Linked DNA regions of Homo sapiens: region 1 is linked to region 2. Evidence: chromatin loops called from intact Hi-C (ENCODE). Cell type or tissue: endothelial cell of umbilical vein. All regions are shown on one strand. Links, peaks and the distances in the headings refer to the core of each region. The heading gives the core; the rest is flanking DNA.

The links. Peaks named below come from ENCODE experiments on the same cell type or tissue, not always from the same donor. Only the 100,000 strongest peaks of a DNase experiment are listed, where the experiment ranks them.
Region 1: a loop joins it to region 2, with 5 times the contacts of the local background. A loop is called at or near these places in 2 of 110 quality-filtered maps.

What each region holds. Positions count from the first base shown.
Region 1 is chr2:224,168,643-224,176,666 of GRCh38, reverse strand. It overlaps the pseudogene USP21P1. Among named protein-coding and RNA genes, the nearest start is that of SERPINE2, 130 kb to the right of the region's middle. In endothelial cell of umbilical vein, for the core only: no CTCF peak of the experiment used is centred there; a DNase peak (open chromatin) is centred at 3,236; H3K27ac peaks cover 403 bases.
Region 2 is chr2:224,118,176-224,126,199 of GRCh38, reverse strand. No RefSeq gene overlaps it. Among named protein-coding and RNA genes, the nearest start is that of SERPINE2, 83 kb to the right of the region's middle. In endothelial cell of umbilical vein, for the core only: no CTCF peak of the experiment used is centred there; a DNase peak (open chromatin) is centred at 3,459.

The DNA of each region.
Region 1 (8,024 bases), core at 1,817-4,316, 51 kb before region 2:
GCCTCATGGTTGTAAAGTACCCATTCCATTCAGTGGCTGGGGGTCAGTATCCTCTTAGATCCTCAGTTTCCTCTTCTGTGAAGTGAGGGCAAAATACCTGTACCTGATTCATAGGATTGTGGAGAACATTAAAGTAGATGATGCCTGTAAATGCTTAGCACAGGGCCTGGGACATATTTAAGATCTCAGCAAATGTTAGGATAGCTTTTAAGACTCCCTGGGTTGCAGGTTATAAGACCTAAATTGAAAGAATTTAATGGAATTTAATGGAAAAAGGAGAATTAAAAGAGCAGGGATGTCTTACAGAACACAAAGCAAGAACTTAGCTCAGTGGATCTCAACTGGGGGTAATTCTGCCCTCCAGGGGACACTGGCAATGTCTGGAAACATTTTTAGTTGTCACAGCTGGGGAGGTGCTATTGGCATCTAGTGGGAAGAGGCCAGGGATGGTGTTCAATATCTTACAATGCCCAGGACAGCCCCCACGTCAAAGAATTATCTGGCCCCAAATGTCAAGAGTGCTGCTTGTGAGAACCCTCCAGGCTAGAGACTGCAGAGTCACATGGACCCTCAAGGCCACATCTGTCCGTGTGTCCTGGCCATTGAACTTTTATCTCTTGGCTCCAAACACACCCTTCTTAACTCTTCTTTGTGATGCTTCAGCTAGGTCTCTACAAATCACTTTTTTTTCCCCTCGCTAACTGGTTCCATGCCAGGCTTTATGGAGGGGAAGGGATGCTAGAGAGAATCTGCCAGGCTGAAGGAGGGAGAAGGGACTACTTGCTACCTTGTCCCTAGTTGTCTGGCTGTTGCTGACTGTATCACCTATCACAGGTCTTTGCCCCAGCAGCAGCATCTGGTTCCTGTTTCCAGCTTTGTCCTGCACACCCATAACCCGCCTCATGGTGACCCTTTGGAGACACCAGCTGCAGCTGGCCAGCGCCCTCTTCCTGGGCCTCCATCTGTGGGGACTTCCTGTCAGTTTCAGAGGCACCAACACCAGCCAATGGTACTCCTCCTTCAGAGGTCTGAGTCTCAGCTCTTCATGTTTCTTTTCCAAACCTCCAGGTTCTGGTAACTTCCTCCATTTGTTCCCCTAGCCCTAAGAATGTGAGCTGCTTCCTGAAGTTACTATCTCTGTAAAACTTCCATGTTCCCTGTTTGCCACTACAGCCCCCAAAGCCTTTTAACCAAGTGGCATTATTAACTCTTCTGTTAAAATAGCTGGTGTAGTTTCTGTTTTCCTGACTGAACCTGACCGATATATACAGCACATCTACTTCATTCTTCTTTTTCACAGAGTGGTTTCACTGCTCAGCTCCCTGTCCCGTGGTTCCAGAGTTTAGATAGTGCAGGTTTAGCCACTTGAAGAGAGCGAATCTCTCTCAGTCCCATTACAAATAACTGAGAAAGTAAATCTAATTGGCCCAGCTTGAGTCATGTGTCCACCCTTGTCCAATCAGCTCTGGCAGAGGGGGAGGCCATGTTGTACAAAACGGCAGCCGCTTCTTCTCAGTTCAGGTCAAGGGTTTAGTAGGCAATTAATTTCCAGCTTTTTGAAACTCCTGAGTTTGTCCACTTAAAATATTTATTGTTAGTTGTAGTTGTGTTATCAAAGAGGTACCCTCGAAATGGCTCTCAGTAAGTTATCATTAAATAATGGCCTTTTTGCATTTTCCTATTTCGTCTTAACAGAAAGTTGGGAGGTGGTATCTTTTAGAAAAGAGGATGCAAACTCATAGATAGCCTGAGAAATATGACATATGAGATTTGCCTTGGAGCCCTCATATTCGTTTTCTGAGCCTATATTTAAACAGATCTTAAGGCTAATTTAAATGCAGATTTTAAAGAGGACTAAACAAAATATGATTTCTAATGGGCTTATGAGTCCCAAATACTGAGTTTTTAAAATGGTTAGATAAGTGATGTAAGATTATAGTCCTCAAAAGCTTCCCCTGGCCTTGGGGCTTATAGAAAGGGATCTGGATTGAGAGGCTAAAGCCATAGGTTTAAATCCTATCTACAAAACACATGCCTCAAGCAATCTCTCTAAGCATCAGTTTTCTCAGCCATTGTGGATTTTATGCTCAACCTCACAGAGCTGGAGTCATGATTAAATAAAATAATATCTGTGGAAGCTTTGAACAGAATGTCTAGAACTAGAGCCTTCATAACTGTGAGTTCTATTCCTTCTGTGTCCCGCAGCGTGTTTCTGAACAAAAAAGAATGAACACAAGTGAAGACTTTGTAGTAACACTAAAACATAGACCTGTTACTCCAAAGATGCCAAATGCCCCTTGTACATGGCCTTACTCTGTCTCCAATCCTTATATTCAAGATATCATCAGTCCCCATAGACTGGCAGCTGGACAGACAGGGGCCAAGGGGCACAAGTGTCTGGCTAAGAACACAAGCTCTGAAGTCACAACCACCTGTTTTCAAATCCATGCTGCTAACACTAGCTGTAGGACTTGGGGCAAATTACTTCCGCTTCATCCATCAAATGGGACTAATAATGACAGTAGCTTTGTCAACATTCTCGTTATGAGGAATGAGTGAGATCAACCATATAAAAGCACTTAGCTCAGTGAGTGCCTGTTACTTAGGAAACATTTAATAGCAGTGGGCTTTGCTTAGCTCTTATGATTGTCTTCTGTCAGTAAGCCTTTGGGAATTCAATGATAAAGGCAAAACGGTCCTATTAGATAAAGGAACTGGAAGGTTTTAAAGGCATATGGACTTCTTAATTTCAGAGGCATTCAATTTAATGCCTTTCTCTTGTAGCTGGAAAATATTTCTGCGTTTCTTGCTGTTACAATGTGCTCCAGGATCACTCTTTCAATGGGGTCCCTGGTTGACATTGACTGAGATGTCAGGTTCCTTACTTGGCACCGTGCAGTTCTCTTTTTGTCGAAAGCTCTATTGAGAGATTTCCTGAGGTTTGGGTGTTGTTAATAAGGAGGTCAGAGCCTATCTGGGGATGTGTGACCATGGGCTATATAGAGTCCCTCTGTGAATTGAGAAGAGCCACGTTGAACACACTGCATGACAACTATTCCAGGACTGCCTTAGGTTTGCAGACTTATGTTAAAAATAGCCTCCAATGAGACAGTGGTCTTAGAAAAATATGCAAAAAAAAAAAAAGATAGGTTACAATTATGGCAAATGCTTAGTATTGAATGTCTGATGAAAGAAAATTCTCTTCATATTTAGGATACAAATGACTCTTTTATGTCCATCATCAGGGAAATGGATAAATTGTGCCTTTTCAAAAAACAATTATATACAGCACTAAAAATAAATGAACAATAGGTTATTTTGAATATGGATGACTCACAAGCATAATACTGAGTGAAAAAGGAAGTTGCAAAAGAAATCAATTCTTTAAAAAATGGCATACAATTTTCTAAAGTTTCCAAGCAAACAAAACTGATTAAATAATATATTACTTCAGGAAGCGTGCTTATGCAGTACATCTATGAAGAAAGTAAAAAGATAACTTTTTCCAATTTGAGAAATTCCTTTTTTAAAAAAAGAATTTTTTAAGATAGTGTGATATATTCATACAAAGAAAAAAGAACAAATTACCCATGCATGCAAAAATGTGAATGAATGTCACAGACATTGTGCTGAGACAGAAGTGAGACATAAGAGTCCACACTGTATAATTCCATTTATATAAAGTTCAATAACTAGTAGATCTACTCTATAGGGTTAGAGATCAATATAATAGTTTTCTCCCTGGGATGGGGCGAGGGGTAGAGGTGAGGTATTCACTGGAAACGACCTGAGAGTACCTCTGAGATGATTCTATTTCCTGATCTAGGTTATGGTTACATGAATATTTACATATGTAAAAATTACCCTAAGTTATTCCTAAATTTTAAAAGTAATTAAAATGATGATAGTAGTGCATGATTTTTGAAAATTTGATGTCCTTTTGCTAACATGAAAATAAACAACCAGGTGGGGCACGGTGGCTTATGACTGTTATCCCAGCACTTTTGGACACTCAGGTGGGAGGATTGCTTGAGCCCAGGAGTTTGACACCAGTCTGGGTAATGAAGTGAGACTTTTTCTCTAGAAAAAATTTTAAAAATTTTCCAGCTGTGGTGGCACATGGTTATAGTCCCAGCTACCTGGGAGGCTGAGGTAGGAGGATCATTTGAGCCTAGGAAGTTGAGGATGCAGTGAGCCATGATTGCACCACTGCACCGCAGCCTGGACAACAGAGTGAGACCCTGACTCAAAAAAAAAGGCACCCTCCATAGTCACTACCATTTTATTTTGTTATTCTGTTGGCTCATGATATCACAAATGAACCCCTGCTCTAACCTGTTGAATTTTTTATAGCACCTAATCTATCCTTCCTTATTTATATGACATCTCTTCTCTATCAGACTATAAAAAAACAGGAGAACAGAATCCATGTCCCACAGATCCCAAACTGTACACTGAGGCACCCCAGGGTGCCACAGCAAATTCATAGGGTTGCTATGGGATATTTTAAATTTTCTAGAGAAACACAGCATCTGGTCAGATACCACATGAACTCCTGGCTCAAAGGTGTTGAGGTTCAAATTTATATTATGCTACATTCTTTTTCATAATGTCATATTTTTGGCAAAGTTGAATTTAGTGGTCACTATCTTAAAATGCAAGTAAGCATGCAGTATGGAATGGAAAATGAGGGTGGTGGTATCCAATCTGATTCTAAGGTTTGAGAATTTGTGCAGTGACCAACATGCACATAAATCCCATTTGTAAGTAACGGTGGTTATTTACAAATAAAATAAAAATACTTTTTTCAAAGTATGTTTTTCAATTTTAAATACATTTCAAATTTTAAGTACTTTTTTTTCACAAAAAATGAGATTACAGAGGGTCTGGGGGCTGTACATGTGCAGGGGCCTGGTGAGCTCTGTACATGGGACTGGGAGACCAGGGATCCTCCACTTGGAAAGGTACTTTTTAATTTGAAAAAATATATAATGGGAGCTACAACCACCCTCTCCCCACTCTCTGACTTAAAAGACACAAAAATAGATGTCTCTGAGATATATGGGGAGCCTGGGGCTTAAGGGTGTTTAAAGGGCTTCACAGGGGCCAGGGCTTAGAGGGGGTGTCACAGGCACTGGGGTGGCTCCTGCGTCAGTTGGTAGAACAGTAGGCTTCACTGGATGCCACCTGGTTTTCACTTACAGGGGAGACACAAGAGTCATTGTAAACGTGCCAACCAGTCTGGCACTGGCACAGGGTTGTGTAGTGGCCACAGTGGATGCTGCCTGAGTGGTTCCAAAGGGCACACAGCTGGTAGACAGGACTTCCGACTTTGTCACTGGCAAAGTCCCCTAGGCTCAGTCACTGCAGTGGGAAGTCTACACCTACAGAACTTTTCTTGATGGAGCCTCAGGAGGCAGAAAATTGATTCAGATGGAGCATGAAGATTCAAGGGAATCTTTGTACTGTCAACTTTTGGCACCATGTGTTTTCTGCCAATGTGGGTCACACACTGAGGCATTCTCTAACTCTAGCTCTTCTTCCTTGGTGAAAAGGCTTAAACAATCCCGCAGAGACACCTTGCCCCCAGCAAATCCTTTCTTGGGGATGGTCAGGGAGAGGTCACAAAAAAAAAAAACCTTGAAGGTCATAGAGTGGTACCCACAGGCCTGGCACTTGAGATAACTTTTCATCTGGCCCACAAACAGATCCACCATCTTGCTGTCCTCTTGTTCTTCCAGATAACGCTTCCACATTAGGTTGGCCCAGTCAGCATCATTTAACTCAGACTCTTTTAGCAGAGCACTCCCCTTGGTGGGGTGGAGAGGGAGCTGGACCATGGGCAGGGACTGGTGGAGCCCCGCGGCCTCCGTGGTTGATTTCAAGGTGTAGCCGCTCCCATAAGGAATGTCAGGAACTCTTGGGTATCCTGCTGGCTGTATCCAGAGAAGAATGTTTTTCAAATGTCTACCAAATTGTTAATCCATATGTACTTCTTAAGTTGTTTAAGCCTAATTGTTAAAAAAAAAAAAAAAAAGAACTGTTAGTTATTACTCTCAGACTGGTGGAGCCATAAAAATAGTACTAACAGACTAGGGGTGCTGTGACCAAGAAAGTTCAAGAACCCTGCCATGACTCATTGTAAATAACACGTAAACACAAACACAGTCATACACGTGCTAGTCACCCAGCGCAGGGTCTGATATGAAATGACTTTTTTTTTTTTTTTTTCTTTTTGAGATGGAGTCTCGCTCTGTCGCCCAGGCTGGAGTGCAGTGGTGCCATCTCGGCTCACTGCAAGCTCCGCCTCCCGAGTAGCTGGGACTACAGGCACCCACCACCACACCCGGCTAATTTTTTGTATTTTTAGTAGAGATGGGGTTTCACCGTGTTTGCCAGGATGGTCTCGATCTCCTGAACTCGTGATCTGCCCACCTCGGCCTCCCAAAGTGCTGGGATTAAAGGCGTGAGCCACCACGCCCAGCTATGAAATGACTTCTTAACAAACGTACTGAGGAATCAGTGGATGAATGAGGAAGCAGGGCTCCTCTGGCTTATCTTCTCATGCCTGGTTATGTGTTCAAATTGGCCATCTCAGCGTGCAGCTCTCTTAGTGAATAACTCCCTTCCAGCCTTCCATTGCACAGGCTGGGGACAAGAAAATGGAAGCTAGGTGAGGTCCTGGATCACTGGGGTACCGCTCTGGGCACACAGGAAATCAAGTGAGCATGACAGAGATTGAAGGCTTAAGGCTGAGGGAGAAGCTTGCATCCAAGACAGGTGACTGGGAACACACGAGAAAACCTGAGAACAAAAACACAAAGGCAGCTGAGAGGGGCAGAGGGAGAGGCTGAACAAAAGGGCAGGGAGGTGTGAGAGGAGACAAGAACAGGAGGCAAAGCCTGGCAGAGGCGTGAAGTGAGACACGGAAGAACCAGAAGGTCAAGTCATTGAGTTTGAATGTCATTGAGATTTCTTGAAGAAAAAGAGTAGGTTGGATGATGTGGTCAGTGTCTTGGGAAAGAAATGTCATTTTAGCACAAATGTTTGCAATGAAGCAACAAGGATACCAAGGTCACTTGGTTAATACGTAGCTTGGAGAGCTCCCAGATGGGCTTTCAGCAGGGTTTGAGAAGAATTCAGAAGCATGACGGAGACCTGAGGTAGATTCATCTAAGGGAATCATCCATTATGTTAGAAAGGTTGCAAGTGAAGGAAAACAGTACATGTTTTCTCTTTAGGCTGAAAAGTTCTACACTAAACTGTCTCCTTCAAATGAGGCTAGAGAACATGGTCTGATAGGGTTCACCTTTAGATTATCCATGGAGCAAGAGGGATGTGGCTCGAATATAAAAATCTGCTGTCACACAGATTATGTCTGCTGAACAATGGCTCCGGATGGCACACCAGACTGGCAGGTGGCTCTGCCTGCAAGACTCATACCAAGTTTTGTCTCATTCTGTCTTTAAGAGAGTTCATTCATTTTGCATTGCCACTCAAATTTTAATGTAGATCATATTTCAGTGTTATCTCTATGTGATCATACCATTTAAAATAAAGTATTTGCATCTGTTTGAACTTGGAACATTTTAGAACTTCATGTCAGACCTTTATTCTTAGTTGAACCATTATTCTCTCCACGTATAAGTTCTATTTATTCTGAAGTCCCCGTTATCTTTTTACTAGTTCTTTGAGGTTGTATTGTATCATGGTCTTTTTGGTGTCCTGAAAGAGAATGATATCAATGTAGTCAGTATCATCAAGAAATGCTCAAGAGGCAGCTGAGATTGGTGAAATTCACTAGACGAAGATCAAATCCCAAGTCTATCATACATTAGCTGTGACTTTGGCCCAGTTAGGTTACCTCTCTGAACATCTGCTCCTCCATCCATGAAATGACAAGGCAACAGTGACTGCAGGTAGAGTATGAGCTTGAGTTTCCCACAAACCTGTGTATGAATTCTGGGCCTACCATTTACTAACACCCTGAACCCAAGGAAGTGATTCACCTGAGTCCAAATTTC
Region 2 (8,024 bases), core at 2,298-4,797:
AGAGCCCCTGCATCTGGAGGGCTGCTCGCCTCACATAACCACCTCCTTGCTGAGGCTCCAGGCTGGGCCTTTCTGGGAACCATAAATACCCAAATTCCCATGCTCCTCCCCAGACACTCTCAGAACCCCGGTCTCCTTGGAAAGTATTTCCTATCCTTATTTTCCAGGACTTCATAATTTAAATGGATTATGTTTCAGGGGAGGTGCAATTGATATCTTCAGAAATCAAAACCTTCTGGGGGAAAATTTACAAAATGAGGACTCCTATAACACCATATTTGTCTCACCTTTCCCTTGATTTTTATTTTTTACTTTGAGTACAAGGTACTGTCACTGTTATGGACTGAATGTCTGTGTCTCCTCCAAAACTCATGTATTGAAGTCTTACTTCAATATGATGATATGGTTTGGCTGTGTTCCCGCCCAAATCTCACCTTGAATTGTAGCTCCCATAATTCCCATATGTTGTGGGAGGGACATAGTTGGAGATAACTGAATCACGGAGGTGGTTCCCCCCATACTAATCTCATGGTAGTGAATAAGTCCCCCGAGATCTGATGATTTTATAAGGGGATTCCCCTTTCGCTTAGCTCTCATTCTGTCTTGTCTGCTGCCATGTAAGACGTGCCTCTTGCCTTCCACCATGATCATGAAGCCTCCCCAGCCATGTGGAACTGTGAGTCCATTAAACCTCTTTTTCTTTATAAATTACCCTGTCTTGGGTATGTCTTTATCAGCTGTATGAAAACAGACTAATACACAGCAGGTGAGGCCTTTGGGAGGTAGTTAAGTCTTTAGGGTAGAGCCCCCATGATGGTATTAGTGCCCCTATAAGAAGAAAAAGAGACACCAGAGTTTCCTCTCAGCCATGTGAGGGTACAGCAAGAGCAAGAAGGCAGCTATCTGCCACCCAAAGAGAGAGCCCTCACAAGGAACTAAATCTGACAGACCCTTGATCTTAGACCTACCAGCCTGTAAACTGTGAGTTTAAGCTATGGTTTAAGCTGCCTGGTCTATGGTATTTTGTTATAGCAGCCTAAGCTGACTAAGTTACCAACCGCCAAAACCCTTAGAGGTTAGGAAATCCTTTGAATTTCAATATGCTAGAATTAAGCTCCACAAAAGCAAGGATCTTTGTTTTGTTCACTGATATATCTCAAACTTTTAGCATTTCATAGGCACTCAATAACAATTTTCTGAAAAGAAGAAAGATCTCATTATTTAAGAACACACATATATATATTTAGAGATGGGGGTCTGTCTGTGTTGTCTAAGCTGGAGTGCAGTGTCTGTTCACAGGCACAATCATAGCTCACTGCAGCCTCAAACTCCTGGGCTCAAGTTATTACCTCAGCCTCCCAAATAGCTGGAACTACAGGTGCACACCACCATGCCTGGTAAGAACGATTATTATAGACTAGTAAATACATGAGAACTCACTGGTATAGCTCAATCACTATAAACATTTAAATGATCTTATCTATAACAATTTCCTTGGCAAGAAATAAAATTTTCTCTTCAACCTGAGTCACATTGTGAATTTAAATTATTTTTAAGATCTATTCTACTCCTTATTTTACTAAATTTCAAGTAACAAAGATACCTCCAACAAAGAAAGAAAAATACAGGAATACAAAAATTAAGAGTGCTCATTTTGATCCTGAACATTAAATTCTTTTTTTAAAAAAAAATATTTCTATATAACAAAAGTTACATGAATTTTCAAGATAAAAAACCTTTTGTCAATGCTTAGGGCAAATTACATAATAAAATATATTTTTTGCTTAATATCACTAATTCCAAATCATTCCTGAAAGTTTTCTGGTAATAAAGTCCTTTTCTTTCCTCTAGTAAAACCAAGGTTTAAGCAAAAGGCTATGTTTAATATCTTTATGTTGACAGTGTCTGGTAGATGATAGATATTCAATAAATGTTTGTTGAAGGAATGAATTTAGTTACTTTGTTATAGGGCTAATAGCATCATATTTTGAGAACCAAATTTGACCAATGGCTAGTAACATTGGCATACAAATGCCATGAGCTACAGTCTATCCCCGGAACATGTTATTGCCCCATGTTTCCAAAGGAGAGCTAAAAAGTTCAGCCTAGTTGACCTTGTTTTGCAGAAAATGGGGTTGTGAGAGGTCTTCGATCTGAGAGAGAGAGGGGAGATTGTGGGCAAGATGGAATAGACTAGACAGTTCCCTAGGTTTCCTGAGAGCACCAATTGGGGTTGGTATTGAATAGAGTTGACAAGCTTGTTTGATCTGAAAAGGGACATTGATATCAGTGGCAGAACCTAGGAATCTGCATTTTTAAACATGTATCCTGAGATAGATGTTTTGTAAATATGGTCAGAATTCTCCACCTTTCCTGAATCCATGCCACTTTCAATGTATCATCCCTGCTCCTCTCCCAAAGTTGTGAAGTCTGTTTCCCCACCCTTGAATTTGGGCTGGTCTTGCGACTTGCTCTGACCAAAAGAGTGTGGCAGAAGTAACACTGGGCTGGTGCTGTGCTAGACCTCAGGAGGTCTTGCTTGCCTCTACTTATGCTCTTGTTTGCTGCCACTGTGTGAGCAGGCCCAATCTAGTCTGCTGAATTATTCAAGACATGTGGCCCTTGTCACCCCAGTCAATAGCCAGTTAGCTATCAGACATATGAGTGAGACCATCCAACTGTGCCTGAGAAATGACTGCAGACACAGCAAGCCCAACCAAGATCAGCCAGGCCAAGCTGACTGGCAACTACTCAGTTGGCAGAAGTGCAGTCAGCCTACAGATTTGTAGGCAATAACAGATGGTCACGTTGAGCAACTGAGTTTTGAGGCTAACCAATGCACACATTAAATGATTTCTACAATCAGGCAACCTTAGGAAGCATTAGCATAGATGATATCTGCAGCTTTCTTGGAATAAAGAGATACATTTGAATGCCAAGCTCTATAAATCCCCAGTATTTAGCTATTCTGCCTCATTAATGAAGACAAGTAAAAATAAAATTAAGAAAATCGTAACTAAATTTTAACAGCTTAAAAAATCCACCAAAAGCCATCCAAAAATCACCAAGAACTATGATCTTCTAGGGAGGCACAGGGTTAGGTTATGAAAATAACCAAAGCCCTTGGGAGTGTGGCCTATGATTGCCATGAACTCTCTAAAATACTCTGTTTAGGTTTCTCCTCACAAATTCAATTAATATATGAAGCAAACAATGGTTCTTAATTTTGTTTTTCCTAGACTAACAGGTGATGGTACAGTAATGATTTTCAAGTAGCATAATTTGAGGAGTCTGGAAATAGATGCTGAATTCTTCATTTTCTACCTATGGGCACATTTTATACTCCTTCTAGTCCTTTGCCCAATAATAACACTGTATTTTAGTTGATGTTTCCAGATTAATGGATTGATGACTAGACAGGAAATCCTGTGCCAGTCCACAGGGCAAGTTGCCTTAGCTATTTATTAATCACCAAAAAGTGAACTGCACTGAGTCACAGCAGCAAATTAGAGAGGAAATCTTAGTTATATTGATAATTTTTAATTTGCCCCTAGGTCAGCTAGAATGCATAAGGGAAAGTGTTATAGGAACAGTATGTCTAAAAGAATACCAGAAGTCAAGTTGTTTGAGCAATCTCCTTCTTTGGAGACTAATGAATGAGTTACAGTAATGATCCTTATGTTCTGGCAACAATGAAAAAGAACTACTTTTTCAATTAGCACATTGATTAGAGGTTTCATAAGTACATTTATTCTCCTTTTATCAGCTAATAGGTTTTCTTATTGGGAAAACAATTCTGTCATGGTCTTACCTATTATAATGTTTTATTAAGACTCGTTACATTTTGAAATAATAAAAAGAAAATAGCACAAAAAAAATGATTCAAAAAGTAACCTTATTTTGAACAAATTTGCTTGACCAATGTATAAACTCACAACAAAGAAGAGAAAGGGGAGACCATAAACACTCAATATTTCATTCAAGATTTCAATAGATTTTTAGAAAAATGGAAATCATATGCAGGAGTTGTGAATGATCCAAGTGGAAAAAACAATAGTCAAGAATAGGTAGAGATAGGTGAGTGATATGGTTTGGTTGTGATCTGCCACAAGAAAACTCATGTTGAAATTTGACTCCCAAGGTGGCAGTGTTGGGAGGTGGGGCCTAGTGGGAGATGTTTGGGTTATGGGACAGGATCTGCCATGAATAGGTTAATGCCATCTTGCGGGATTAAGTTCTTACTATGATGGGACTGGATTAGTTACCTAGAAAGCAGATAGTCCCTTCTTGTGTTTGTTCTCTCTACACATGTCCTCTTCCTTCCATGTTTCTGCTGTGAGTTGAAGCATAACAAGAGCCTCATCAGAAGGGCTGCCCAACCTTGGACTTTGAAGCCACCAGGTTCACTAGCCAAATAAACCTCTTTTCTTTATAAATTACTCAGTCTCAGGTACTCTGTGATAGCAACGTTGAACTAAGACAGTGAGCATCTGTGAAAGGAAATGATCTGCCCTAAAGAACTACATGAAGCTTGAATTTGAGGATTCTAGGTACAACAGAGGGTCAGGGTGAGTCATGGGACTAAATATGGAACAAGGGCATAATTGAAGTCCATAGACTAACAGACCAAGCTAAACTTCACCCGGAAGCAGATGCCCAACAGACAGGTTTTTGCTCTTCCAACAAGGAGAGTTGTTTTCTTAAAAACTGAAAGAAACATTCAAAAGAATTAAGGCCTGATTGTAGGAGGTCGTATCCCCTAAAAATGATCTTCACATTCTCATATTAGGGTTTCCAAAACATAAAGACGGATCACCACTCTTTTATTAGACAATACAAGCTTCATCCTTCTTCATAGAGCTGCTTTTCCTAAAAACCCTCCAGGGAAATTTGACGTCTTAACTACACACATTTATTTCTTTAAAATTTTAAGTTGTTTTTATACACTTGGAAATTAAAAACTAAAGTAACCTTCTTATTACATTTTCTACCATCTTGGAGGCCATTTTCTATTCATGTTTATAATGTTATATTGATTACAAACTATAACATTAATAATTTTTTCTGACTTAAAAATATCCCTAAAGTAACTTCTTAAGGATGTGCTTACCAGATTGATCTTCACAGTGCTAAATATTATAGCAAAAGAAAAAGTGAAAAAACAGGCAATCTGGGAATGATTAAATAAATCCCTTGCACAAAATGAAATGCTATGCAGCTAGCCAAATTTTAGTATAAAATTTATTATTTAAAAATGTTTATCATATGTTATTCAGTGAAAAGGATGTTAGAAAATATGACAAAAGGCACTATTACATTTTTTATTTCTTATACTTAAATATCTAGATATGGATTTAAAAAAATGCCTGAAAACATATTCAACAAAATTATAACAGCAACTGGCCCTGGGTGGCAGGATTATGGGTAGTTTGTGTTTTCTTTTTCTCTTTTTTACACACATTTTTAAAATTCTACATAAACATGTAATATTTAAGTAATTTTATAATTTTATTCTTGAAGCAATCTTACTGTTCTTTTTTCTTTTTCTTTTTTTCCATTCTTATTCTCTTCTATAGAAAAGAACAAGAAAATATATATATATATCTGTATATCTATCTATCTATCTACCTATCTATCTATCTAAAGCTATATAAATGGCAGATCTATATAGCAATAGATAGATAGATAGATAGATAGACCTAGAAAAATCTCTTCTGGACATTGGCCTAGGCAAAGAATTCATGACTAAGACCCTAAAGGCAAATTGTACCCAATATGTAGTTTTTTATCCCTCACCCACCTCCCACCCTCCCTCCATCTGAGTCTCCAATGTCCATTAACCACTCTGTATGTCTTTGTGTACTCATAGCTTAGCTCCAATTTATAAGTGAGAACATACAGTATTTGGTTTTCCATTCCTGAGTTACTTCACTTAAAATAATGGCCTTCAGCTATATCCAAGTTTCTGCAAAAGGCATTATTTTTCTTTTATGGCTGAGTAGTTTTATTAGTCCATTCTCACACTGCTGATAAAGACATACCCAAGACTGGGCAATTTAGAAAAGAAAAAGGTTTAATGGACTTACTGTTCCACATGACTGAAGAAGCCTCAAAATCATGGTGGAAGGCAAGGAGGAGCAAGTAATGTCTTACATGGATAGCAGCAGGCGAAGAGAGAGCTTGTGCAGGGAAACTCCCCCTTAGATCTCATGAGATCTCATGAGACTCATTCACTATCACAAGAACAGCACAGGAAAGACCTGCCCCCATGATTCAGTTACCTTCTACTGGGTCCCTCCCACAACACATGGGAATTCAAGATGAGATTTGGGTGGGGACACAGCCAAACCATATCAGTAGTATTCCATAGTGTGTGTGTGTATATATATACACACTGTGAAAAATGATGTTGGTATTTATATTTATATGTGTGTGTGTGTGTGTGTGTGTGTGTGTATATGCTTTTTTTATCCACTCATTGGTTGATGGACACTTAGATTGTTTCCATATCTTTGCAATTGTGAATTGTGCCATGATAAACATTCACATCCAAGTGTCTTTTTGATATAATGACTTCTTTTCCTTTGGGTAGTTACCCAGTAGTGGGATTGCTGGATTGAATGGTAGATCTACTTTTAGTTATTTGAGAAATCTCCGTACTGTTTTCCATAGAAGTTGTATTAATTTACCTTTTCACCAGAAGTGTATAAGCATTCTCTTTTCACCACATTCATGTCAACACCTTTTTTTTTTTTTTTTTTTTTTTTTTTACTTTTTAATGACAGCCATTCTGGCTGGGGTAAGCTGGTAACTCACTGTGGTTTTAATTTGCATTTCCCTGCTGATTAGTGCTGTTGAGCATTTTTTCATGTTTGTTGGCCATTTGTATATCTGCTTTTGAAAAGTGTTCATTCAATGTCATTTGCCCACTTTTTGATGGAATTACTTGATTTTCCCTTGCTGATTTGCTTCAGTTCCTTGCAGATTCTAGATACTAGTCCTTTCTTGGATGCAGAGTTTGCAAATGTTTTCTCCCACTCTGTGCACTGTATGTTCATGCTGATGGTTATTTCTTTTGCTATCCAGAAGTTTTCTGTTTGATTAAGTCCCATGGATTTATTTTTGCTTTAGTTGCATTTGCTTTTGGGTTCTTAGTCATGAATTCTTTACCTAGGCCAATGTTCAGAAGAGATATTCCTAGATTTTCTTCTATAATTTTTATGATTTCAAGTCTTAGATTTAAGTCTTTAATCTATCTTGAGTTGATTTGTGTATATGGTGAGAGACAGGGATCCAGTTTGATTCTTCTCCATGTGGCTACCCAGTTTTCCTAGAACCATTTATTGAACAAGGTATCCTTTTCCCAATTTATGTTTTCATATACCTTGTCAAAGATAATTTGTTCTAAATATTTGGCTTTATTTCTGGATTTTCTGTTCTGTTCCATTTGTCTGTATATCTATTTTTATACCAGTACCATGTTGTTTTGGTAACTACAGTTAGTATATTGTAGTATAGTTTGAAGTTGGGTTATCGTGATGTCTCCAGATTTGTTATTTTTGCATAGAATTCCTTTTTTGATTCCATATGCATTTTAGAATTGTTATTTCTAATTCTGTGAAAAATGATGTTGGTATTTTGATAGAAATTGCATTGAATCTGTACATTGCTTTGAGTGGTATGGTCATTTTCACAATGCTGATTCTTCCAATCCATGAGTATGGAGTGTATTTTCATTTGTTTGTGTCATCTATGATTTATTTCAGCAGTGTTTTGTAGTTCTCCTTGTAGAGATTTTTCACCTCCTCAGTTGAGTAGATTCCTAGGGTTTTCTTTTTGTTTTTGTAGCTATTGTGAAAGGGATTGAGTTCTTGATTTTATTTTCAGCTTGATTATTGTTGGTAGATAGCAGTGTTCTTGATTTGTATGTGTTGCTTTTGTAACCTGATTCCTTACTAAATTTATTTATCAAATCTAGGAGTCTTTTGGAGGAGTCTTTAGGGTTTTCTGGTTATATGATCATA